Linked DNA regions of Mus musculus: all the other regions are linked to region 2. The links are chromatin loops, found by intact Hi-C in ENCODE. Cell type or tissue: heart. All regions are shown on one strand.

Region 1 (8,000 bases), 120 kb after region 2:
TTAGTAGTAGACACCAAACGCATTCAAGTCAAAGTCTCAAGAAGACAGGAAGTCTCGGTCATCTATGAAGGCAGCACCCCACCTTGTGGAAAGTTGTATGTGGAAGATCACCAAGTCTGTTTTAGAGGAGCCATTTCATGGATCTTGCAACCATTAGACTTCCAGAGTTACATCCAAACCAAACAATTTAAAGAACAAGAAACAAGAATACAGTACCCAAACTTCTGTGTTTCCAAACACACGCGTGCGGGTGCGCACACACACTTCTAACTATGTTATAGTTTGCGTTCTTTTAGTAAATAAATACTCCATGTGAATAAGTGGTTACTTCCGTTGGCGCGCCTCTGCTCTGTTTGGATCTGTACTGACCCCCTTCCTGTTTGGTTTTTCTGGAAGCTTTTGGTATCTTCTCTTTGTCATGCCTTTTGAGACCTTAGATGACTTTACCTTGTTGTGGCTACAGTTGGACTGGACCTCTTCCAGCCCTTTTGACTTTGAAGGCCATGTCCTTCTGGGTCTGGGGACTTTCCCTAGGCCGTCTGTTTGTTTGGACCTTTTCTCCTCTGCCTTGCCTTTTCTGGGACATCCTTAGAGACACAGTCTGACTGTCTAATGTGCTTACTCTTGGTTTTTCAATGTTTCTTATAGCTTATCGCAGAATCTTCAGTGTGACTGTCCAGTGCTTTGTAGATTTCGTTTTCATTCTTGCAATAAAAAATTTAATAACAATAAAAAAAAACCCTACTCAGAATGTTTTTGAATTCTTAAAAAATTAGATCTTATTCCTGGGGACATGATAACCTCTCATTTCTTTGAAAATAACTGTTTTCTTTTAAGCTTCCCCAACCCCTCCCCTTTTCTCAAAATTCCTTTTGCTGATTGCTGGTTTGGGTTTTTCTTATGCTAGTATCTGACAGTCAGTAGTTATCAGCTCAAACCACTGGTTTTCAAGCAAGAGAGGGGGAACCCTCTTCCTTAGACCACAGAACAATAACTGGAGACGTGCAGGGCTGTTCGCGGCTGGTGGGTGTGCATGGGGTGGAAGGTATTCATTGCATTTGGTGGAAAAGGCCAGGGTTGCTGGTAAGCATCCCATAATACACAGCACATTCTCCCCTAGATACGAAGTTATGAGGCCCCTAAGTCAACAGCCAGGACAGTAGAACGCCTAGCTCATGTTAATGAATGATGTGGGAGCATATGAAGGCAATAAAATGTAAAAAGCAAACGGGACCCACGTGTTAGACCTCGTAGTTTTGTTCTGTGGGCAAACTACTTTCTTCAAAATTAATCTTTAATTAATTCCTTGCCTGGAAGATATAAATGGGATATTCTGGGAAATGATGCAGAGAATAGACCTAAATGGTAAGCATTAGGGGCCAGGGAAGGCATTCGTTCTGCTGAAGCCCCTGTTTCCTAGGTACCATCTCACCCTGTCCTCAGTTGTCATGGTAACACGATGGCTAACACCTTCATAGCTCAGGGTTGTGGCTCTGGTCTTCTACCTGAAAGTGGAGGGTCTGAGAGCACAGTTGGTCTCTATGAAGGCTTCGCCCCTGCTGTGTGGCAATGCAGGCGTCAGAGAAGTTGATGGTGACTTTTACTGACACTGCTCAGTGGTGCTCTTATAAACCTGTAGGGGTGGGGGGCTGTGGGGGATGTGGTGGTGGTGGTGTTGATATGTGTTTGTGTGTGTGTGTGTGTGTGTGTGTGTGTGTGTGTGTATGGTGGGGGTGGTGTCTGTGTGTAGATCAGAGGACAACGTGGAGTGTCTTCCTCAAATGTCTCTCACTGAACCTGAAGCTCACCAATTTGACTAGGCCGGCCAGCCAGCCAGCGAGCTCCAAGAAGCAGCCCATCTCTGCACACCCTGCACAGATTACAGGCACGTGCGGCACTGTCCAGTTTGCTATGTGGATGCCGAGGACCCAAACTCAGGTCCTCCCGCTACAGCGCAGCCAGTTACTGACAGAGCCATCCCTCAAGCCCATTGCCAGTCGACTCCAGCTTCCCACTCTGATGCCTTCCTTTCCAGATGCACCGAGCAGGGGAGGCACCTGCTTGCTTTATATTGTGCACAAAACTCAGCAAAAATTCGGAAAACAAAACTGCTCAATTAGCAGCTACTTTATAGTTTTCGAGAAATAGTATAGGGATAGAGAGATGGTTCAGAGTGCTGTGCACCTGTGTAACAAACTGGTTGTGATTTCTGTACCCCAATGGCATTGGGGGGTGGGGTAGATAGAGACAGGATTGCTGGCTACTAGTCTGGTACACTCACACACTTGCACACAACACCCCTCCACCCCCCGTATGCATATCCACCAAACACACGCAAGAAACATTTTATTGTGGGAAGGCACAGATTCGCGCTACTTCCTTGCTTAGACAAAGAAGCACGTCTGAAGTAAACTGAAATAAATATAACAGAACTGCAGCAAGGGGTTTGAGTGGAAAAAGTCCTTTTTCTGTCATGCTGGGGACCAAATGCGAGCAGTTGTGCATCCTACAGACGCATCCTAACCCTGAACTACGTATGTTCCCAGCCCTGTGGAGAACATCTGGAATACAAACTTCCTGCAGGTGGAAGGTTGACTCTTGAGTTATGTAATGTGTTCTAACTCAAGAAAAGGCAATCTAAAAAAGAAGAAATGACAATAATATCTAACAGAGATGTATGATTTTGACCTCCAAAAAAAGGGAGTAGAAGACTCTCCTGTCTAACCCTGACCAGATCAGTCTGTAGCACTGATAGTTTCTGGCCATTTCTGGTCAACAGCTCAATGGCCTGTAGTATGCTGCCACCTGGTGGCAGGATGGAGGAATGGCAGCAAACACAGCCATCTTGTCTGCAGAGGGAGAGTACAATAGAAATTCTTCATCAACCCACTGGAGGGACCTCCCAAGAACATTCTTCAAGTCTTTAAGGGAGGAAAGTGTGTTGAATGGAAGAGAACAAGGGATTGAAGTGGTCAAGGGCGGCCAGGGGAGTAAGAAGGAGAGAGCAAGCAAATGTGTAGGGCTTAGGAAAGCTTTGCCTGAGTGCAAGAAGCACCCGCAGAACACCAACTCTTCCAGCCACGGTGGAGGCGGCTGGACAAGTCTGGGTGATACAAGACACTTAGAGGCACGTAGACAGACTTCCCAGAGCGTGATGGCAAAGCAACAGTACTCTTCACACACACACACACACACACATGTTCGTTTCCCTCCCGTCCCCCGACTTTTAAGACTTACGTATTTTGTTTTCTGTGTATCAACGTTTTACCTGTATCTGTGAATGTGAGCCATGTTCATGACTGGTGTCAATCTCATGGGGATCATAAGAGGGGACGAGGTCCCATCCTCTGGAACTGGGAGTTATAGATGGTTGTTAAGACACCATGTGGTTACTGGAAACTAGCTGGGTCTTCTGCAGGAGCAGCGAGTACTCTTAGCCACGGAGCCGTCAGCTGACCAGGCCAACGATAGTATTCTTATAATTGCCTACATTAAGCTCCTAAGTCACCCCTTTTCTCCTCGAATTCCTATCAGATCTTCCTGGAAAGTCTGCTAACTCTACTTTTGTCAAAGTGATAAAGGTACCGGAGAGAAGCCTCGGTGGGTAAGAGTGCTCGTCGTTGCTCTTGCAGAGAACTTGGGTTCAATGGCCAGCCCCTACATGATAGTTCGCAGACATTGGTAACTTCAGTTCCAGTGGATCCAGTGACCTCTTCTGACCACCAGGGGCACCAGGCATGCACATGGTACATACACAGATATGCAGGTTGTAATTTTCAGATACATTAAATCTGCTAGGCAGATGGTGGTGCACGGCTTTGATTCCAGCACTCGGGAGACAGAGGCAGGTGGTTCTGTGAGTTTGAGCCCAGCATGGCCTACAGAGTGAGTTCCAGGACAGCCAAGGCTACAAAGAACAACAACAACAACAACAATAACAACAACAACAACAACAACAAATCTAAAAAACAGTCCAACTGTTTGCCCTCCTTATACCCTGACTAGTGCAAGCCAGCTGGGAGGCTGCAGGAGTCCCCAGATTCTTGGCGTTGTTTGCGCTTTGCAGTACAAGGAGAAGCTGTAACTCGGGCGTCAGACCCTACCACACAACTAAGCACGTTCATCCAGTGACCCCCAAGACCCTCAGTGAGACAGGAACTGCATTCGATGTCATATGTTGCTCTGCCTGCCTTCCATCAGCCTCTGTCCTTCCACTCTGAATTCTGCCACTGGACCATAACATAGCATTGCTCCCCTCCGTGGCTTTGTGATGTATGTGCCTTGTGCTGAAACAGCCTTCTTCTCAGTGTCCTCTTCCCCAGGCCCAGTGAGCAGCTGCATTCATTCCACTGCTCCTGCCCATGTAACCTTCACAGCGCTGTTCATCTTCTGATGAACTTACAGTTACATTGTGTCTTGTATGACTATCTTCTCGCTGCAGCTGAGTGGGGTTCATGATAGAAGGAGTGGTCTTGGGTTGATTCTGTTAACAGACCATTCCTGTCAAGTGGGGCAAATACTTATAGCTGAATAAAGTGTTCTAAAAGACAAGAGTTTTGCCACTCACACTCAGGAGGCAGAGGCAGGTGGATCTCTGTAAGTTCAGGTCAGCCTGGTCTACATAGGGAATTCTAGGACAGCCATAGTTACATAAGAGACCCTGTTAAAAACAAAAAAGCCGGGCGTGGTGGCACACGCCTTTAATTCCAGCACTCAGGAGGCAGAGGAAGGCAGATTTCTGAGTTCAAGGCCAGCCTGGTCTACAAAGTGAGTTCCAGGACAGCCAGGGCTATACAGAGAAACCCTGTCTTGAAAAACCAAAACCAAAACCAAAACCAAAAAAAAAAACCCCATAAACAACAAAACAACAAAAAACAAACAAACAAAAACAAAAAATCAAAATGATTTTGATTGTTTTAATGTTAAATGTGGGTGTGTGTAAAAATACCAGTTTTAAACATCAAGAATATGCCTGTACCTTTATTTGTATCATATTTAATATGTCATGGTAAGATCTCAATGCTGTGCCCATGCTATTTCCTTGTATTAAAAGTCCCTTCCTAGAAATTAAAAAAAAAAATCATCACATCCTACTAATTGCTTATACTGAGCAAAATTAGAAAATCTGGAAGAAATGGACAATTTTCTAGACAGATACCAGGTGCCAAAGTTAAAACAGGTTCCGATAAACCATCTAAACAGTCCCATAACCTCCTAAAGAAATAGAAGCAATCATTAAGTTTCCCAACCAAAAAAATCCCAGGACCAGAGGGGTTTAGTGCAGAATTCTATCAGAATTCAAAGAAGACCTAATACCAATACTCTTCAAATTATTCCACAAAATAGAAACAGAAGGAACACTACCCAATTTGTACTATAAGCCACAATTATGCTTATACCTAAATCACACAAAGACCAAACAAAGAAAGAGAACTTCAGACCAATTTCCCTTATGAACATTCATGCAAAAATACTCAATAAGATTCTTGCCAACCGAATCTAAGAACACATCAAAACGATCATTCACCATGATCAAGTAGGCTTCATCCCAGAGATGCAGGGATGGTTCAATATATGGAAATCCATCAACGTAATCTACAATATAAACAAACTCAAAGAAAACACTACATGATCATTTCATTAGATGCTGGAAAAGCATCTGACAAAATTCAGCATCCCTTCATGTTAAAAGTCTTGGAAAGATCAGGAATTCAAGGCCCATACCTAAACCTAGTAAAAGTAATATACAGCAAACCTGTAGCCAACATCAAACTCAATGGAGAGAAACCTGAAGCAATCTCACTACAATCAGGACTAGACAAGGCTGCCCACTCTCTCCCTATCTACTCAATATAGTACTTGAAGTTCTAGCTAGAGCAATTAGACAACAAAAGGAGGTCAAAGGGATACAAATTGGAAAGGAAGAAGTCAAAATATCACTATTTACAGATGATATGACTGTATACTTAAGTGCTTCAAAAATTCCACCAGAGAACTCCTTAAGCTGATAAACAATTTCAGCAAAGTGGCTAGATATAAAATTAACTCAAACAAATCAGTAGCCTTCCTCTACTCAAAGGATAAACAGGCTGAGAAAGAAATTTGGGAAATAACACCCTTTACAATGACTATTGTAATATATAAAATACCTAGGTATGACTCTAACCAAGCATGTGAAAGATCTGTATGACAAGAACTTCAAGACTCTGAAGAAAGAAATTGAAGAAGATCTCAGAAGATGGAAAGATCTCCCATGGTCATGGATTGGCAAGATTAATATAGTAAAAGTGGTCATCTTGCCAAAAGCAATCTACAGATTCAATGCAATCCCCATCAAAATTCCATCTCAATTCTTTAGAGTTAGAAAGAGCAATTTGCAAATTTATTTATTTTATTCTGGGAAAACCCAGAATAGCCAAAACTATTCTCAACAATAAAGGAACTTCTGGGGGAATCACCATGCCTGACCTCAAGCTGTACTACAGAGCAATAGTGATAAAACCTGTATGATATTGGTATAGAGACAGGCAGGAACATCAATGGAATAGAGTTGGAGACACAGAAATGAACCCACACACCTAGGGTCACTGGATATTTGACAAAGGAGCTAAAACCATCCAGTGGAAAAAAGACAGCATTTTAAACAAATGGTGTTGGTTCAACTGGCAGTCAGCATGTAGAAAAATGCGTATCGACCCACTCTTACCTCCTTGTACAAAGCTCAAGTCCCAGTGGATCAAGGACCTCCACATAAAACCAGATACAATGAAACTAATAGAAGAGAAAGTAGGAAAGAGCCTCGAGCATATGGGCATAGGGAAAAATTCCTGAACAGAACACCAATGGCTTGTGTTGTAAGATCAAGAATCCACAAATGGGACCTCATAAAATTGCAAAGCTTCTGTAAGGCAAAGGACACTGTCAATAAGACAAAAAGGCAACCAGCAGATTGGGAAAAGATCTTTACCAACCCTACATCCGATAGAGGGCTAATATCTAATATATACAAAGAACTCAAGAAGTTAGACTCCAGAGAAACAAATAACCCTATTAAAAAATGGGACACAGAACTAAACAAAGAATTTTCAACTGAGGAATATCGGATGGCCGAGGAATATCAGATGGCAGAGAAACACCTAAAGAAATGTTCAACATCCTTAGTCATCAGGGAAATGCAAATTGAAACAACCCCGGAGATTCCATCTCACACCAGTCAGACTGGCTAAGATCAAAAACTCAGCTGACAGCAGATGCTGGTGAGGATGTGGAGAAAGAGGAACACTCCTTCATTGCTGGTGGGATTGCAAGCTGGTATAACCACTCTGGAAATCAGTCTGATAGTTCCTCAGAAAACTGGACATGGTATTACCTGTAGACCCACCTATATCACTCCTGGGCATGTACCCAAAATATTCTCCAACATATAACTAGGACACATGCTCCACTATGTTCATAGCAGCCTTATTTATAATAGCCAGAAGCTGGAAAGAACCTAGATGTCTTTCAACAGAGGAATGGATACAGAAAATGTGGTACATTTACACAATGGAGTATTACTCAGCTATTAAAAACAATGGCTTCATGAAATTCTTAGGCAAATGGATGGAACTAGAAAGTATCATCCTGAGTGAGGTAACCCAATCACAAAAGAACACACACAGTATGCATTCACTGATAAGTGGATATTAGCCCAAAAATTCGGAATACCCAAGGTACAATTCACAGACCACATGAAGCTCAAGAAGGAAGAGCAAAGTGTGGGTGCTTCAGTTCTTCTTAGAAGGGGGAAAAATACTCACAGGAGCAAATGTGGAGACAAAGTGTAGAGCAGAGACTGAAGGAAAAGCCATCCAGAGACTGCCCCACCTGAGGATCTATCCCATATACAGTCACCAAACCCCAAACACTATTGTGAATGCCAAGAAATGCTTGCTGAAAGGAGCCTGATATAGCTGTCTCCTGAGAGGCCCTGCCAGAGCCTTACAAATACAGAGGCGGAT
Region 2 (8,000 bases):
CACTCAGCCTCCACCAAGAAAGCCCATGGAGGCAAAGCCACTGCGGCACCACACCCTTCCAATCCAGCTGGTTCCCTCCCACCTCTACCCAGAGAGCTATAGGGTCTGAGACATCCGCCCCAGGCCAGCTTTCCTGGCTCCAACATTTTGTTTAGACCCAACCATCAGGAAATGTTGCTCTTCCTTAGAGGATCTGTTGGTTTTACTGTGTTTTCAGTTTCTTTTTTTCTCTTCTAGTCCACACAGAGCCTGTTTAACTGGGACAGTATCTATGAGGGAATCCATCCTCCCTCAGGGGTCCCCTTCTACTCCCAGGGCCCCCTTTGGATTCAGTGGAGATCACTGGCACTGATCCTTTTATTGTCTCTTTCTTTTATTGTTATTTAAAGACTGGCCGGGGGCTGGAGAGATGGCTCAAAGGTTAAGAGCACCATCTGTTCTTCCGAAGGTCCTCAGTTCAAATCCCAGCAACCACATGGTGGTTCACAACCATCCGTGATGAGATCTGATGCCCTCTTCGGGTGTGTCTGATGACAGCTACAGTGTACTTACATATAATAAACAAACAAATAAATAAAATAAAAGAGAAAAGACTGGCCAGTTACGGTGTGTGCATATCTGTAATCCCAGCTCTCAACTGGGAGGCGGGGGCAGGATCAGGAGTTCCAGATCATTCTTGGAAAATGAATTCAAGACCAGCCTTAACTCAGTGATAATCAGTCTCAAAAAAGCAAAGCAGAAACAGCGAATGTGTTCGCAACGCAACAAGTCTATTTTTTTCTAATCCAGGTTTTCATATTTTCTTGCCGCCACCCCCCCTGCCCTTTTAAAGAAGCTTATATGTTTCTGCAATGCATTGGCATCTTTCCAGATAAATGTTATTTTCAAAGATGCTGCCTAGGAATTTTACTGATTGTAAGTATTTAAGATCAAAGATTCCTTCAATCCACTAGTGGACTGCTTTCACCAGTATAAGCTTTGGGATACAAAGTGGTTACTTAAGAGAGCAGACAGACAACTCAAGAAAGGAAACAGCCAACAAGCCCCTCTGACTAAGAGCTGACACTCACAAGACAGTCACTGAACAATAGAAGCAGCCGCTCCTCCAAGACAACGTATTTCAGGGATGGTAATATTTTCTTCCACTTGGTTGATCGGGATGCCAACAGACAGCCCACATCATCAGAAGCAGGAACTGGCCAAGGGGGACCTAGAATTTACATCTGCTGAACTCTTCACTCCACACTACCTCCTCAAGACTTAAATGATATTTTAAGACACAAAATTAGGGGGACTGGAGCTACAGTTAAATACTTACAAGTACTGTTGCTCTTGCAGAGAACCTGGGTTAGATCTTACCCCCCCCCCCCCCAACCAGGACCGACCTGGTGGTTCAAATCCTCAACTCCAGCTCCAGGGAATGCAAAGCCCTCTTCTGGCCTTCAGAGGCAGGCACTGTAGGCCCACAGTACACGTACATAGATGCAAACAAAACACCCATACACACAAAATGGTAAAACAAAATTCTGGTGTTTAATCAAGTCATAAATTACACATGATAAAAAAAAAAAGCAGGCGTGACTGTAAAGATATAATGTCAAATCCGTGTTTCCGTACATCCTATCCTTTTTGTCCAACAATCCTACACCCTTGGCCAAAAACCAACATCTCATTCAAGCATGAAGATTTGGTTTCAGGGCCCAGAACAGATGATAAATATCATTACAGGAATCGTTACAATGTCAAGTAGTAACAGGTGGATGACCGAAATAGGGGATGGGCGGGGGCAGGCAACCGGTCCTGGGGTTGAACCTAAGTGCTTAACTAAGACACTGCTTGTTGAAATTCTTAGAATACTCTAAGTTTCTTCAGTGACCTTGGGCCAGTCACACCCTGATCAGAAAACCCAGGGGTGCTCCCACATCACAGAGCACCTCTTCTGGGGAGATCAAAAGGAATTTTTAGGAAAGGGTCCTGGGTGACACCCCTACATAAATGAATGGGGATGTTTCGTTTTATTTCGTTCTTTTAAATGGGCTTGGCGTTTAATCCCTCCAGCCTTAACAACATTCCAAAGTGTCTTAAAAAAACTGAGGAGTTGCCGGGCGTGGTAGCTCACACCTTGAATCCCAGCACTAGGGAGGCAGAGGCAGGTGGATTTCTGAGTTCGAGGCCAGCCTGGTCTACAAAGTGAGTTCCAGGACAGCCAGGGCTAGACAGAGAAACCCTGTCTCGAAAACAACAAGAAAAAAAACCAAAAAACCCTGAGGAGTTACTGTTTCCAACTCTTACAGTTACAGTGATCCATCCAGCCTGAGTCTCTGCATTTCCTGGAGTTGTTGGCTCAATATGAACTACAAGGGGGAGAAGCAATGACTCCAGTCAGCAAAAAGAAAGCCAGCTTGGATACCAAGAACCAGGAAAAGTCAAGTCACTTGTAGGGCTGCCAAAGTCACCAGTCCCTCATTTACAATGCAAAGGTAAAGAGACTCAGTGGGCGCCAGAATCCCAGAGGGAATTGCAAATCATGCGCCCAGCGGCACCGGGCACAAACCACCCAGTTCTCACACGCCAACGCCCTTAACTTCCTAAAGCTGGAGCTATAAACTTCGAAGGACCGCTATTTTGCAAGAAAGTTTTCAGTTGGTGAGTGCTGTCGTCCAAACTAACTTTTCTGCCTCTTTAGGAAAACTTTTATACAGACAAAACATTTGAAAAGGTTAAAAACCCCCAAAGATTACAATTTTTGAACACAGAATAAAATTTAGTCCCTAGCTTCAAAGACTGTTTAGAATCTTCTAGATGAACTACAAAGGGGTGCGCTAGATACATCAGGAAAGAATAAACCACTCTCGCTTGGGTCTAACAACGGTACGCTTCATTACTTCTATGAAATTCCCTTCACACCCCAGCCACCCGCAACTCCAGGGGTGTTCGTAGCCCTGATGATGCCAAACTATTCTACCGGAGGTGGGACAGCTTGGTGACAATCCTGACATGCTTCGGCTCCCGGGAAGTTAATGGGAATTAAACCACAGCAGCCCTCCTTTGTGGCGCTTTGGCCGGAACAGCAAAAGGGAGACAATGAGCGGTCTGTGCGCAGTTCCACGCCGATTGGCTGGTCACCCCCACTCCCCGAAACCCCTGATGTCATGGACTTGGAATGCAGGCAGGGAGGAAGGAAAGAGAGGATTTGGGGAGGGGGGCGCCTCTCATCTCTTTTCCAGGCCAAAAGTCTGAAAGATAAACCCTGGTGCATTCTTGAGATGAGTACACAGCAAAGCAACGCAGCCAGATTCCAATCACTCCAAAATTGCAACCCGCCACAGCAAATAAACCTCGAACAAAAGCGACCCTGCCGAGATATCGTGACAATTCAACGCGCTGCAAACTTCTCAGGATTGCATTTCTAAGTCTCTCATCTACAGCTGATCCGGCTCGCAGGCTGCGCGTTCAGGCTTTGTCTGGGCTTCCCGCACCAGCGGCGATTGCATCAAGGCACCACCGACGGGCTCCCTTTCCGCCCGCGGGTCCCAGGGGTCGGCGGGACACTCTCCCATGGAGGAGGAGGAGGAAAGGAACAATGAGGGGCCCGGGTTGGCCACGTAACCGCCCAACTTCGCTTGTGGGAGGAGGGGGCCAGGATGGAATGGGAGGAGACGCAGGGTCCCGCGGCAGCCCCAGCCCAGGCGGATGGCGGGGGCGGCAACTCCCGGAGACCCAGCCGTAAGGCAGGGCCCCGCCTAAGGGCCACAGGCCACTCAGGAGCGCCCCCTTCCCGGAGGGGCGCACCCTACAGCCTTGGAGCGGGCCCTGCGGCGCTGCGGGACTCCAGGCGTCCGGGAACCCCCACCGCCCGCCGGGGCCGCGGCGCGGGAACAAAGCCAGCACCAACGCGTGCGAGCCAGGCTCCGCGAGCCGAGGAGCATCTCTCTCTCCCGCAGCCTCGACGTCTCTCCGCGGCGGCTCCCAGCGCCCCCACCGCCGCGGCAAACCCCCAGCCCGCCCGCGCGCGTACCTTGTTCTTAACTTCGGCGGAGAGCCCGTAGGAAGGGCCCTTGTTGAAGTGGGTCATGGCTGTTTGGACGACTGGAAGAGTTCTAGCGGTCAGTCACCCTCGGTGTCCCTGCTCTTAGCCCCAGCGGCGGCCGCGCGGGTGATGCACGAGCTCGCTCCCCTGCGCGGCGCCGGAGAAGCCCGAACGCCGCAGACGGACGCGGATGATGCTTCGAGGTTCGCTAGGACTCGAGTCCCGCGGAGGCTCCGGGTCGCTCTGGACTGGGACCGGCTGCCCTGCTCGCTGCCCGCTCCGCGGCTCCGCACGCTCTGCCCCCAGCCTGGTCTCCCCCCACCCACCCCCGGGCCTCCAGGGATTGGCCGGCGAGCCCGACCAATGAGCGCCGCCTCCTCCCCCCTCGCCTGCTCCAAGGCTTCCCGGCCAATGGCAGCGCGGCGGGCGCGGCGCTCCCTCCCGCGGGGTCCCAGCCCCCGGCCCCGCCCTCACGCCACCTAGGACCTCGGCGCCCCTCCTCCCCGCTGGTCAGCGGGCTGCGACCGCCCCGCCCCGGCGCCTAGGGGCTTCTCAGCCGCCTTGGTTCTCATCAACTCCCAGGCATCTGTGGCGCTCCGACGGTGGAGGGGGACAGGAAGCTCCCCGAGCTGGCCCGCCGCTGACCGGCCACTCCATCCGTCTCCTCCCGGGCTACAGCGCGCCCAGATGTTGCGCTGGAAACCCGGGGAGCAGCCTTCGAATCCACGTGCCAGGCCGGGGGCGGGGGGGGGAGGCCTGCGTGGACATCTGCCAAGTCTCCCTCCCCACGCAGCTGCCGCACCTGTGGGGCTGACCTCTGCCTCGGTCAACGCTCTTTGCCAAAGTCCTGCTCATCCTGTCTAAACTTTGAATGCAGAGCGAAAGAAATTGGGAAAGTGTTGTGGCACAGCCAGGTTTTGGGGGGAGGGGGTACAGCTTTTTGGGTCCTTTTCTGGAGTCCCACCAGTTGCCCTTGGCAAGCACCTTCACCGGGGGTTCAGCCAGCCCAAAAGGCTAGGTAGTTTATTTGTTTTTAATTAGAGGACTGCCTTGACTGAGAAGTCTACCTGCTTTGGTTTGTTTTTTAATCTCTTTGAATCAGCACTCTGTATTCTTTTCCGTCCCCTTTCCTTTCTTCTGATCTCAAAGGCAAACTGATAGAGGAAAGGTGAGAACAGAGAGCACGCTGTCCCCTGCCTGTGTTCCTGGCACTACACTGGGCTATATGTCTTTGAAAGATTAGCTCATTCACTTTCCCAAAACTTACTCGGTAGACTTCAGATCCGTTTTAGTGGCTTGAAGGCTGCAACTCAGAGATTCCTAATAATGACAGCTATCACTGCCTCCAGAGTGTCACCGCTTGCCTTGGTGTCTTGGGGCACATCTAGGACAGGTTTTAGTCCTCTGGGTGTCAGTATGTTGGTTTATGTTTCCCAAATACAGCTGACATTCCAGAAGAGACTACAGGACCAGGGTCAGCCACTTGCATGGAAAAGAGAAGCCCAAATAGCCCAAGTTGAACCTTTCTGGGATAGAAATAAGGGAGTGTGGCATAGTGTCTCAAGCACTCTATCCCAGCACAAAGAGGATTGCTGTGTTGGGATAGAACCAGAGGTCTGCCTAAGCTACAGAGAAAAGAAAAAGGCACAGAATTTCTGTCAGCTGAAAGAATTTTTCATCAACGCTATAAGGTGCAATGTGATAGAGCAGTAACGAGTCAAATGGGCAGAAACGTGAAGTAACTTCCAATGATTTACTGATTGCTTCTGAAGGTACTCAGAATAATTAGGGCATTCTTTCCGCAGAAAGATGATGCAGCTGACCCAGTATGATGATACAAGCAGTTGGGGCTGTTTTTCCAGTCCTGTGATAGTGGCTCTCTGTCATCCACAAGACCAAACCCACTTTTTAGAACCAATACTTGAGCCAGATATGAAGTCGAAATTACAACCCTCACCCCCCCACCCCCAGCTCTCCTTTAGAATCCCAAACCTCAGGGCTTCTGTTTGGCCACAGTGGGTAAGGAATGGTGGTCAGTGTCACTTGGCTAGCCTAAATCGTACTTGGTAGAATGCATGGGGGCGTTATTCAGTTCTGTCATCAAAGGCGTGGTTTCTAGTACTTAACAGGGTTGTCTTTAAGGACTACCGAGTTTCAAAGGTTCGTAATGTGAAATGATACTGCCAGTTGATAGTGGCAGCAGTCACAACGATGGAAATTTAACTCGCTGCTGGGAGTGAGTAGTGCTGTGTTCAAGAGTGAATGTGGAGGCGGGTATGAGGGAGCTCTCCTTCAGTCCTAGGGCCCTCGAGGTAGAGGTGTGTGGATCACTGTGAGTTCAAGACCAGCCAGTGCTGGTCCTAAAGAAGGAAAGAGAGGGGAGGGGTGTAAAGACTTTTAGAATTGGGTTAAGTGGGCCAAGAAATATCTGTGGTAAAGGTGCCGGATGCATAGCCTGACGACTTGAGTTTCCAGAGCCCACATGGAGGAAGAAGAGAGCCAATTCCATCAAGTCATCTCCTGACCTCCACTTGAAAGCAAATAAGTGAAATTTGAAAAAATAAAAATAAAAATTGAGAGTAATTGTTAATTGAGGCAAGACTGTTGAACAACAACAGATAAAGTACATTTTGAGACACACACACACCCTCTCCATAAAACACATCACAACCAGAGAATGGATATAGCCATCACCCTTCAGCCTTCTTTAACTTAGCAAAATTATCTTGAGGATGGGCAGGATGGCTCAGTGGGTAAAGCTCTTGCCAACCAAGCCTTACAGCCAGAGTTCAATCCCTGGAACCCACTAAAGCTGGAAGGAGAGAACAAACTCCTGTCCTTTTGACTCCGTAGGCATGCTGTAGACACTCTGAGAATAATTTTTAAAAAAACAGAATTTCAAATCGTTACATCCACTCACTTTGTATGCTATATCCTCAGCGCATCCCTTTTTATTATTTAGTAGTAGTTCAGCACAGAGAGCCACCCTGTGTGCTGATGATGTGCCTCCTGGCTGATGAATCTTTTAGTTGATTACAGTTTGGCGCCATTACAAATCTTTCTTTGTGCTTTGACTTCTAATGAAGTTCCATCCCAATAAACCCATAGTAAATTGAAAATATCATAAATTGAAGTAAAATTGTCACACCTAACCTATGGAACACCACAGCCGAGCAGCCCACAGTTGCTCTCTGGGCACGGATCACCCTCAGTTGCTCTCTGGGTTGCCCTCTTATTTTTGTTTTATTTTTCGACAGGGTCTCACCCTATAGCCTAAGCTAGCCCAGAACTCACTGTAGCCCAGGCTGACCTCCCATTTACAGTAATCCTTCTGTGTCATCGAAAGTGCTAGGATTACAGGTGTGAGTTACCAGGTCTGAATGGCTGGTTACTGTCTGGATTGCCTGGTTGGCTGGAGCCGTGAATCCCTGCTGCTGCTGGACACTGGGAGAAAGCCTTAGAACACCTAGCACTTTCCTGGGAGAAGATAAGTTGTAATTTGGCAGGGCATGATGGTATACCCACTGAATGTGAGCACTGGGGAGGCAGAGGTGGGTAGATCTCTGTGAACTGGAGGCCAGCTTGTCTACATAGCAAGTTCCAGGAAGTCAGAGCTATGTCGAGATTCTCTGTCTTTAAGTATATATGTATGTGTTTGGGGGTGCATATATATATATATATATAAAGAATTTGTCATTTGCAGTACAGTTTCTACTAGATGCATGTCACTTTCACAATATTGTAAGTTGGGAGATCATAAACCACCCCTCAACAGGGTCCACCAAAAAAGGTACAGCAGTCGTTCATGAACAAGCTATTAACAAAGACATGCTTTCATTTCTCTTAGATATATACCTCCAAGAACAAAGGCTGGCAGGTGAAAGGTGTGTGTTTAACTTTTTAAGAAATAGCTTGGGGCAGTGGGGCAAGAGAGATGGCTCAGCGGTTAAGGGCATGGACTGCTCTTCCA
Region 3 (8,000 bases), 62 kb after region 2:
TGGTAGTGGCGCACACCTTTAATCCCAGCACTCGGGGGGGGGGGCGCGGGGGGGGGGGAAGGAGGCAGGCAGATTTCTAAGTTCGAGGCCAGCCTGGTCTACAGAGTGAGTTCCAGGACAGCCAGGGCTACACAGAAACCCTGTCTTGAACCGCCCCGCCCCCCCCCAAAAAAAAGCATTATGCCAATGAGCTCCTGTGGTGGTGTGAGTGACAATGCCCCAATAGGCTCTCAGATATTTGCATACTTGGTCCCCATTGGTGGAACGGTTTGGAAAGGATTAGGAGGTGTGGCTTTGTTGTGGAAGGTGAGTCACTGGGGGTGGCTTTGAGGTTTTAAGAGACCAAGTGTTCTTTCTCTGCCTGCTTCTTGTGGACCAAGAAGTGAACTCTCAGCTGTTCCTTCCCCATGCCTTTGCTTTGCCACATGAACTCAAAGCCTCTGAAACTGTAAGCCCCATTAAACACTTTCCTTTATAACTTTTCTCAGTCATACGTTTTGTCATAGCAACAGAAAAATAACTAAGACAGACCGCAAATATATTTTTCAGGTCACTAATTTTGTGGAAACTTGCTAGGTAGAAATAAATGAATTCACAAATCAGCAGCTGAGTAACAGGTACCAGAGAAAGTATTGCTTTGATGTCATTTAGAGCAGCATTTCTCAGGCTGGGCCCTCAGAGACACTTGGCGTTGTGACCTCAGGAATCCATGAGGTCAAAATCATCTTCACAGAAATCCTGCCGTGTTATCTGCCTGCCCTCTTCCCACATTCCTTTTTTTTTTTTTTTTTTAGATTTATTTATTATTATACATAAGTACACTGTAGCTGTCTTCAGACACACCAGAAGAGGGCATCCGATCTCATTACAGATGGTTGTGAGCCACCGTGTGGTGGCTGGGATTTGAACTCAGGACTTTTTTTTTTTTTTTGAGACAGGGTTTTTCTGTGTAGCCCCGGCTGTCCTGGAATTCACTTTGTAGACCAGGCTGGCTTCGAACTCAGAAATCCACCTGCCGCTGCCTCCCAAGTGCTGGGATTAAAGGTGTGTGTCGTCAATGCTCTTAACCGCTGAGCCATCTCACCAACCCTTCCACATTTTTATTATTATATTCCTCCTCCTCCTCCTCTTCCTCCTTCTTCTCCTCCTCTTCTTCTTCTTCCTTCTCCTTATTATTATTAGAGTTTCCAGATCCCATTATACATGATGACATCATGGCTGTTAATCGAATATATCCTTGCAGGGTAAATACTGATAAATGAGGCTCACAAGTAGAATCTCACTGGGAACTTTGAGAATGCTAAATGTATAGTAAGTAAGACTAAAAAGCTCCAGAATGAACCATCACCGGAGCAGGCCTGGACCAAGTCTGGATGTATATGAACTTATGTGTTTAATTAATGTCAGTATTTTGTTCAGAATCATAGTGTGAGTATTGTCAACTGCAGAACAAGGGGACCACATTAGGATGTTATGCTGTCTCTGAAGCAAGCAAACAAACAAACGAAAACCCTATGAATGAAGTTAGTAATGTGATCCTTCCACAGAAGTTTTTGAGCACATGGCCTAGCCAAAAGGTAGGAAACTCCATGGTAACCTTGCTTGCAAATGGCCGTGTCACAGAGTTCTCTGGAGAAGCAACCCAAACTGCGCTCTAGGAGACCAGGAAGACTATGGAGGTGAAATTTAAGTTTGAAAGAGAAGACAGTGTGATGGGTATTATTGGTTGTCAACTTGACTACATCTGGAATGAACTACAATCCAGAAATGGAGGACACTCCTGTGACCCAGATCTTGTGATGACACATGCCTTTAGTCCAGATCTTCAGGTGGGAAGACACACCTTTAATCTGGGCCACACCTTCTGCTGGGAGCCTATATAAAGACATGGAAGAAGGAAGCTTTTGGTTTCTCTTTGCCTGCTTGCCCTCACCTTGCTAACACATCCATTCCTTCACTGGCATTGGGGCTTGCTTCTTTGGGATTCTATCATATACAGGAGACCAGCTGAGACACCTAGCCTTGTGGGACTGAGCAGCTACTAGATTCTTGGGCTTCCCAGTCACAGCTGCCCATTGTTGGATTAGTTGGACTGCAGCCTGTAAGTCATTCCAATAACTCTTTCCACCCCTCTCTGTGTGTGTGTATATGTGTGTGTGTATATATATATATACACATATATATACATACATATATATGTAATATTTTATATAATTTATATAAAAAGAGAGATTCATTCCATATGTTCTGTGACTCTAGAGAACCCTGACTAATATAGATATTTTAACATGGCCTTTCAAATCTCAGCTAAAATGTCTTTTTCTGAAGCTCTCCCTGATAGCTCTTTCCAGAGCAGTGAGAACACAATCCACTCCTTCATAGCACCCTGCTTATTCCTTACTAGTACTGTGTAAGTAAGTCTGGGATTGGAAATGTAGCTATACACTCCTAGATTCAAACCTCAGTATTGAAGAGGTTTTTTGTTTGTTTATTTGTTTGTTTGTTTGTTTTTAAAGCAAACATGTATTAGATGCTAAAGAAATCTGGGTCAAATCCAGGCTCTTTTATTTTCTAGTTTATATCATGTTTTGTTTGGTATTTTTGAGATAAGATATGTAGCCCAGGCTACCCTTGCTGTTTCAGATTCCTGAGTGCTGGGGACATAGTCACAAACCATGTCTGGCTATATAATATTTAGTAATTTATTTAGACTCTCTGTGCTTTAACACCTTAAGAAAGATGTGTCAATCAAATCAGATATTTATGTTGAGCTGCATTTAAGTTGTGGCCATGGAGGATCAGGAGATAGCACTATGGCAGAGCACTTACCCAGTACCCAGGTGTGTGTGTGTGTGTGTGTGTGTGTGTGTACCATGGGACTGAAAAGGAATGGGTAGACATATGGTAGGTAGTATGTCAATGGCAGAATCAACAGACAAATTCAGCGAATGAGAGAACAGTAAAGGCCATGCCAAAGAAAGAAGAAAGGATACGGGAAGTCCTGGCAATACTAATTTTTTTCTCTTTTCCCCTTGGGTGTTATAGTTGAATCAGGCTTTATGATGCTAGACAATTGTCCTATCACTGTATGATGCTTAACACTTAAGAGATGTTCCTATCTGTGACTAAAGGTACACAACGCTGCAATGCCAACAAACCCCTTTTAGTCAGGGCTGGGGAGGGAGGTGATACAGTGTCTGCATGCAAGACTGGGAACCTGAATTCAGACGCCCTGGAATACACACAAAAGCCTGGAGTGGTGGTGTGGGCCTGTATTTCAGTGCTAGACATGGAGAGGAGTCCAGGGGCTCATAGGCTTTGCTGAGTGGGAGAGAGAGCTTCAAGACAGACTCTGCCTCAAAAGACTGCGGAAGAAACCTTGTCAGCTTCGGGTATTCATCTGCACTTACTTGCACGGGGGTTACCCCCATCTCTCCTTTTAGCAGATAGATGGGGCTTTATAAAAAAACGAAATGCACTGACTCAGCCTAAGACACAGTGCATACAGTAAGGGGACAGGCTTCCTAATCTTAACTTGCTGTGTCAGAAGGTAATATGCTTAAGTTGCTTTTGTAAAAGAAAGCTTGGCCTTTTGTGGCAAGGCCCTCTTGGTATCCAGTTTAAAGTCCGACAATGTTCTTGTTGTTGACATGGAATGCAGTGCCCTCCGTTCCAGGCGTGAGCTTCCTGCCATGACTTCTGGGCATCCTTTCTGAAACAAACCTTCTGACCTGGAAGGCTGCTGAGCCCTTTTCGGGATAGTTGAATGGTAGATAAAAATCTCCAGGGAAGTAGGTGTGGGCAGGATGTGTGGTTTCCCTGCCTCTCGTCTGAAGGCTGGTTCAGTTCGTTTGGCATAAACGGGGTCTCAGACTATAAAAAGGTTCATTCCGGAGTGTTCCAAGAGAAGCACAAAAGAACAAGCTACCTAGTGATCTTCATTTCAAGTTGAAACTAGAACATTTCTCTGCAACCGGTAGAAAAAGGCACGGCAAGGAAACCGTCTCTTACTATAACCTCAAAGCAGCCACCTCTGGCCAGTGCATCTGGCTCTGTAAGAGTACATGCGGCAGGGCATGTACAGGCTTACAGAATAATCTAGAGCAAGCAGCACGCACGGTAACAAGTGTTTTTACTCTGACTCTGAGTGTGCGCAGCAGACTGAAGCCGGGGAAACAGTTCCTAGCTTTCAGTGATACCGTACAGAGACTCTTCCCTGGCACTGCAGGCTCGTCACTAAGTAGGCCCTGCAGGCATTTAGGATACAGGACACCTTTAGTATACTTCCTTCTCCCTGACCTGAGACCCTTTGCAATAGGAGTATCTGTGGGCTGAGGGAAGCTACGGTACAGTCCTGATAGGCATCAATGGGTCTGAATGCAGCCGCTTTAGCCAAGGCCACTTAGGAATAAAGCACACAGACAGAATGACTCTAATATGAACCAAATGCATACCCTGCTGCCACCGAAGAACACTGTTTTCTCTCTAGCAAAGAAGCTCATTTCATCTCTGACCCTGTTAAGCTACCGTAATCTGCTGCCTGCTATTCCAGGTCAAGAGGGCAGTGTTACCAGCTAATGCCTGACATTCAAGGACTAAGCTCAAAGCAAGCAAGCCACTGGTTGGTGTCCCAAGGACAGTACATTTATGCATAGTCTAGGGTGTCTTGTTTCTAGTCCCAAGCTAAAGAAAAGAGTTGGTGACAGATGTACCGGTCAATTCAGGGAAGGAACATGCTAAAAGAATAGGAAGGCCCATATTAGCCTTAGCATTGTATTTTATTTATTTATTTATTTTTTGGTGCCGGGGGTTGAATTTAGGGATTTACCCACACCAGGTAAATACTCTATCATGAAAAAACATCTTTATTTTGAAAAAGGAATTTCGAAGTCACCTGGGCTACTCTTGAATTGCTCTCTAGTCTAGTCACTCCTGGAACCTGTCATCCTCCTGCCTCAGCTTCCTGAATAGTTCCAGGTTACAGGCTTTCACCAGCAGGCCGGGTCAGCCTGAGGGCACCTCAACTCCACATCGTCCTGGATGGTCATGACTCTTTTGAATACTACCAGTATCTTTATTAATCCGTTTCCATTTCTTCTGGGGAGAGATTCCACTTGCTCGTTTCCTAGTATGTAGATTGCAAGTGCCAAAGCGAGTGTATGAAGATCAGAAGACAACTCACAAAAGTCACTTCTCTCCTTTACCTGGGATCTTTACTTACAGGCCCTGGGGATTGAACTTCAGTTGTAGGGTGAGTGACAGGCACCTTTACCTGCTCAGCCCATATCTGCTGGCCCAGTCCTCATTTCTTTACTACATCTATATCATACGGATACAGCAGAATATTTAAGATCAAAACCCATAAAATCAAGCACTAAATGGGAATGTTTTTGCATTTCCTCTGGCTTTGCTATAGGTAGGAGTCAAACATTTCTGGCCACTGAGGAACTTCTGTCACAGACATGGTTCTGTCAGGGACGCAGTTTCAAGTAGAACCAGCTACATAATTTGTGAGGTCTAGAGTGTGAGTTCCTATTTAAAATCAGCAAGATGCTAGAGGGTGGAGCTGAGAGGCCAAGTGTTTGTCTAACATGGTGGGAGATGCTTGGCTTAATCTCTAGCACCAGAAAATGGCGGCAGCCAGTAACAACAACAACAACAACAACAACAACAACAACAACTACTACTACTACTACTACCAATAATAACAACAACAACAATAACAGAAGACAAAAAAAAATCAAAGATTGAAAGCAACGTGGAGGGACCTTCATGAGTCTGACACAGTCCACAAACTCATGAAACTGGACCATTCTCAAGCAGGCCTACCTAGGCTCATATCTGGCTTTGTTATTTCCTAGTCATGTGATCCTGGACAAGTCAGGACAACAGGGACAGTAAGAGTCTCTATCTCATTGATTCCTTCCAGATTGAATTAGGTGTTATCTGAAAAGTGCTTAAAATACCTGGCATTCAGCAAGCACTACATAAATGTTTATTAATACACCCTCCACCAGGCAGACATAAGCATCTCAAAAAGCTAGAGACAATTACAGCCATTGGGGGAAAAAAAAGCTTTTTCTTCATGTTTTGAAAATTTAGATTCCTGACCAATAGAATCATACATTTATTATGAAGACACTGCCAATATTTTAACCAAACAGATATTAAAATACAGTCTGGATCCAGGCCAACAACACATCAAGCAGACTGAAGAATAAAGAAAGACTCTTGTTTACAGTCAGAGATCTGGAAGTCTGTGGAGTGTAAATGGACATGAAACCAGTTTAACAAACTGCTTCCTTTATGCTGAGATAGCTCTTGCTTCCTTTAGGCTGAGATAGCTCATGAGTCCTTTAGGCTGAGATAGCTCTTGCTTCCTTTAGGCTGAGATAGCTCATGCTTCCTTTAGGCTGAGATAGCTCATGCTTCCTTTAGGCTGAGATAGCTCATGCTTCCTTTAGGCTGAGATAGCTCATGCTTCCTTTAGGCTGAGATAGCTCACTAAGAGGCTTCCCCAGAAGGAGTAAAGCCTGACAAGTCTGAACAGGACCAAAGGGATGCCTTGCTCTTAAGCAACCCCCTTTTCCTTACTTCCCTGTCCCCACTCCTTACACCAACAACTCCTGATCCTCCTCCCTCGCCTCCTGAGAGAGGGATCACACTGATAATACCTGCCTCCAACCTGCCTTATCCTGTACTTTCTTTTTATAATGGAGAACACTTTTGTTTTATTTAAAGCTGTAAAACAGGAAATGTTACTAAACATACACACTCTATATTTAGGTTAAGAGAAAAAAAAAAAAAAAACCAAACTAAAACCCCACAGCTGTAAGAGTCCCAAGAGAGCTTTTAAAGCTCTCACCTTTCTTACTCTCATCTCTGTAGAGCCCTCCTTCTCTCTCTCCCTTCCCCCTCTCTCCACGTGGCCAGGGCTGGCCTCTCTCCCTCTTTTTACCTTCTCTCTTTATCCCTACCTTTCTACAATAAAGCTCTAAAACCATTAAAAACAAACAAACAAACAAAGAGTCCCAAGAGAACCTGTGAGTAGTGTTAGTAGTGTTATATGTACTTTTATTTAGAAAAATGTTTTCGTGTGCAGACATAGCTACTTGATGGGTATTATATGCTAAAGTTTGTCTTTCTTCATTGAGTTATTTGTACATTTTAAATTCTTTACCATTGATATTTCCTTGACCTTTGAAAAACTTTATAGTAAAGATAGTATATAGTAAATATTATCGGTACTTGTAATGTTCTCAAGACTTAGGGTTGCCATTTGTCAAACAATTCGCCCCAGGTACACAGACTTGGGGTACTTCTCCTTGAGAGTGGGCCACTGAACAATGAAGTAGTCGGAGAGGTGCCTCAGGATCTTCCCTGACAGGGATAGCGTCTCCACTCGGCAGATGCTCTCGACATAGACGATGATCACTTTCTTCACTCCAAGTATCCCAAGAAGCAGGGCGGACACACAGATAGGGACGCATGTTCCTGGTCCATTACACAGCACCTTAAAAACAAACAAACAAACAAAAAGACCAAATCAAAATACAGAAAACCGTTTTTAGTGGGCCATTCTGAATTTAAAACCCTAATCTTAGCAGGAGATTTATTAATCCAGTTAAGTCTTTCTTCTAAGAACACGGATAAGACAGTGTGTACTGAAGGCAGTGTAGTCAGGAGTCATGTGGAGCTTTGAAGTCTTGGCTCTCTTGCTTGCCAGCTGTGTGACTTGAGGTGAATCGCTTAACTTCATCTGCTTCTCTCTCTCTTTCTCCCTTTTTCTTCATCTCTGTCTTGTCTCTCCCTCTCCGTGGGGTTATGCTCAATCATGTGTGTATATGTAGAGGCTAGAGGCCAGATGTTAACACCGGGAGTCTCCTTTTACTGTTTCCTACTTTATATTTTGAGACGGGGTCTCTCATCAAATCTGGGGCTCGCCATTTTGGTTAACTGGCTGGCTAGCTCTGGAGTCCCACATCTGTCTCTCTCCACCC

Evidence for each region. Peaks named below come from ENCODE experiments on the same cell type or tissue, not always from the same donor. Only the 100,000 strongest peaks of a DNase experiment are listed, where the experiment ranks them.
Region 1: a loop joins it to region 2, with 3 times the contacts of the local background. A loop is called at or near these places in 15 of 42 quality-filtered maps.
Region 3: a loop joins it to region 2, with 3 times the contacts of the local background. A loop is called at or near these places in 8 of 42 quality-filtered maps.

What each region holds. Positions count from the first base shown.
Region 1 is chr3:121,302,579-121,310,578 of GRCm38, reverse strand. The region is part of intron 2 of Alg14 (asparagine-linked glycosylation 14); the gene reads right to left. Among named protein-coding and RNA genes, the nearest start is that of Alg14, 15 kb to the right of the region's middle. In heart, CTCF peaks have their summits at 107 and 3,703 (motif pointing left); a DNase peak (open chromatin) is centred at 2,818.
Region 2 is chr3:121,422,847-121,430,846 of GRCm38, reverse strand. Cnn3 (calponin 3, acidic) reads right to left here and starts at 4,306. Exons shown (of 7, transcript NM_028044.2): 1 at 4,019-4,306. The coding sequence starts at 4,075. In heart, CTCF peaks have their summits at 1,452 (motif pointing left) and 3,780; DNase peaks (open chromatin) are centred at 2,406, 3,086, 3,646 and 4,536; H3K4me3 peaks cover 4,353 bases; H3K27ac peaks cover 4,722 bases.
Region 3 is chr3:121,361,069-121,369,068 of GRCm38, reverse strand. It overlaps Alg14 (asparagine-linked glycosylation 14), which reads right to left. Exons shown (of 4, transcript NM_024178.3): 4 at 5,975-7,513. The coding sequence ends at 7,283. Gm33310 (a long non-coding RNA gene) reads right to left here. Exons shown (of 2, transcript XR_376014.3): 2 at 7,801-8,000. It overlaps Gm33363 (a long non-coding RNA gene), which reads right to left and starts at 22. Exons shown (of 4, transcript XR_867593.1): 1 at 1-22. In heart, no CTCF peak of the experiment used is centred here; a DNase peak (open chromatin) is centred at 3,688; H3K27ac peaks cover 303 bases.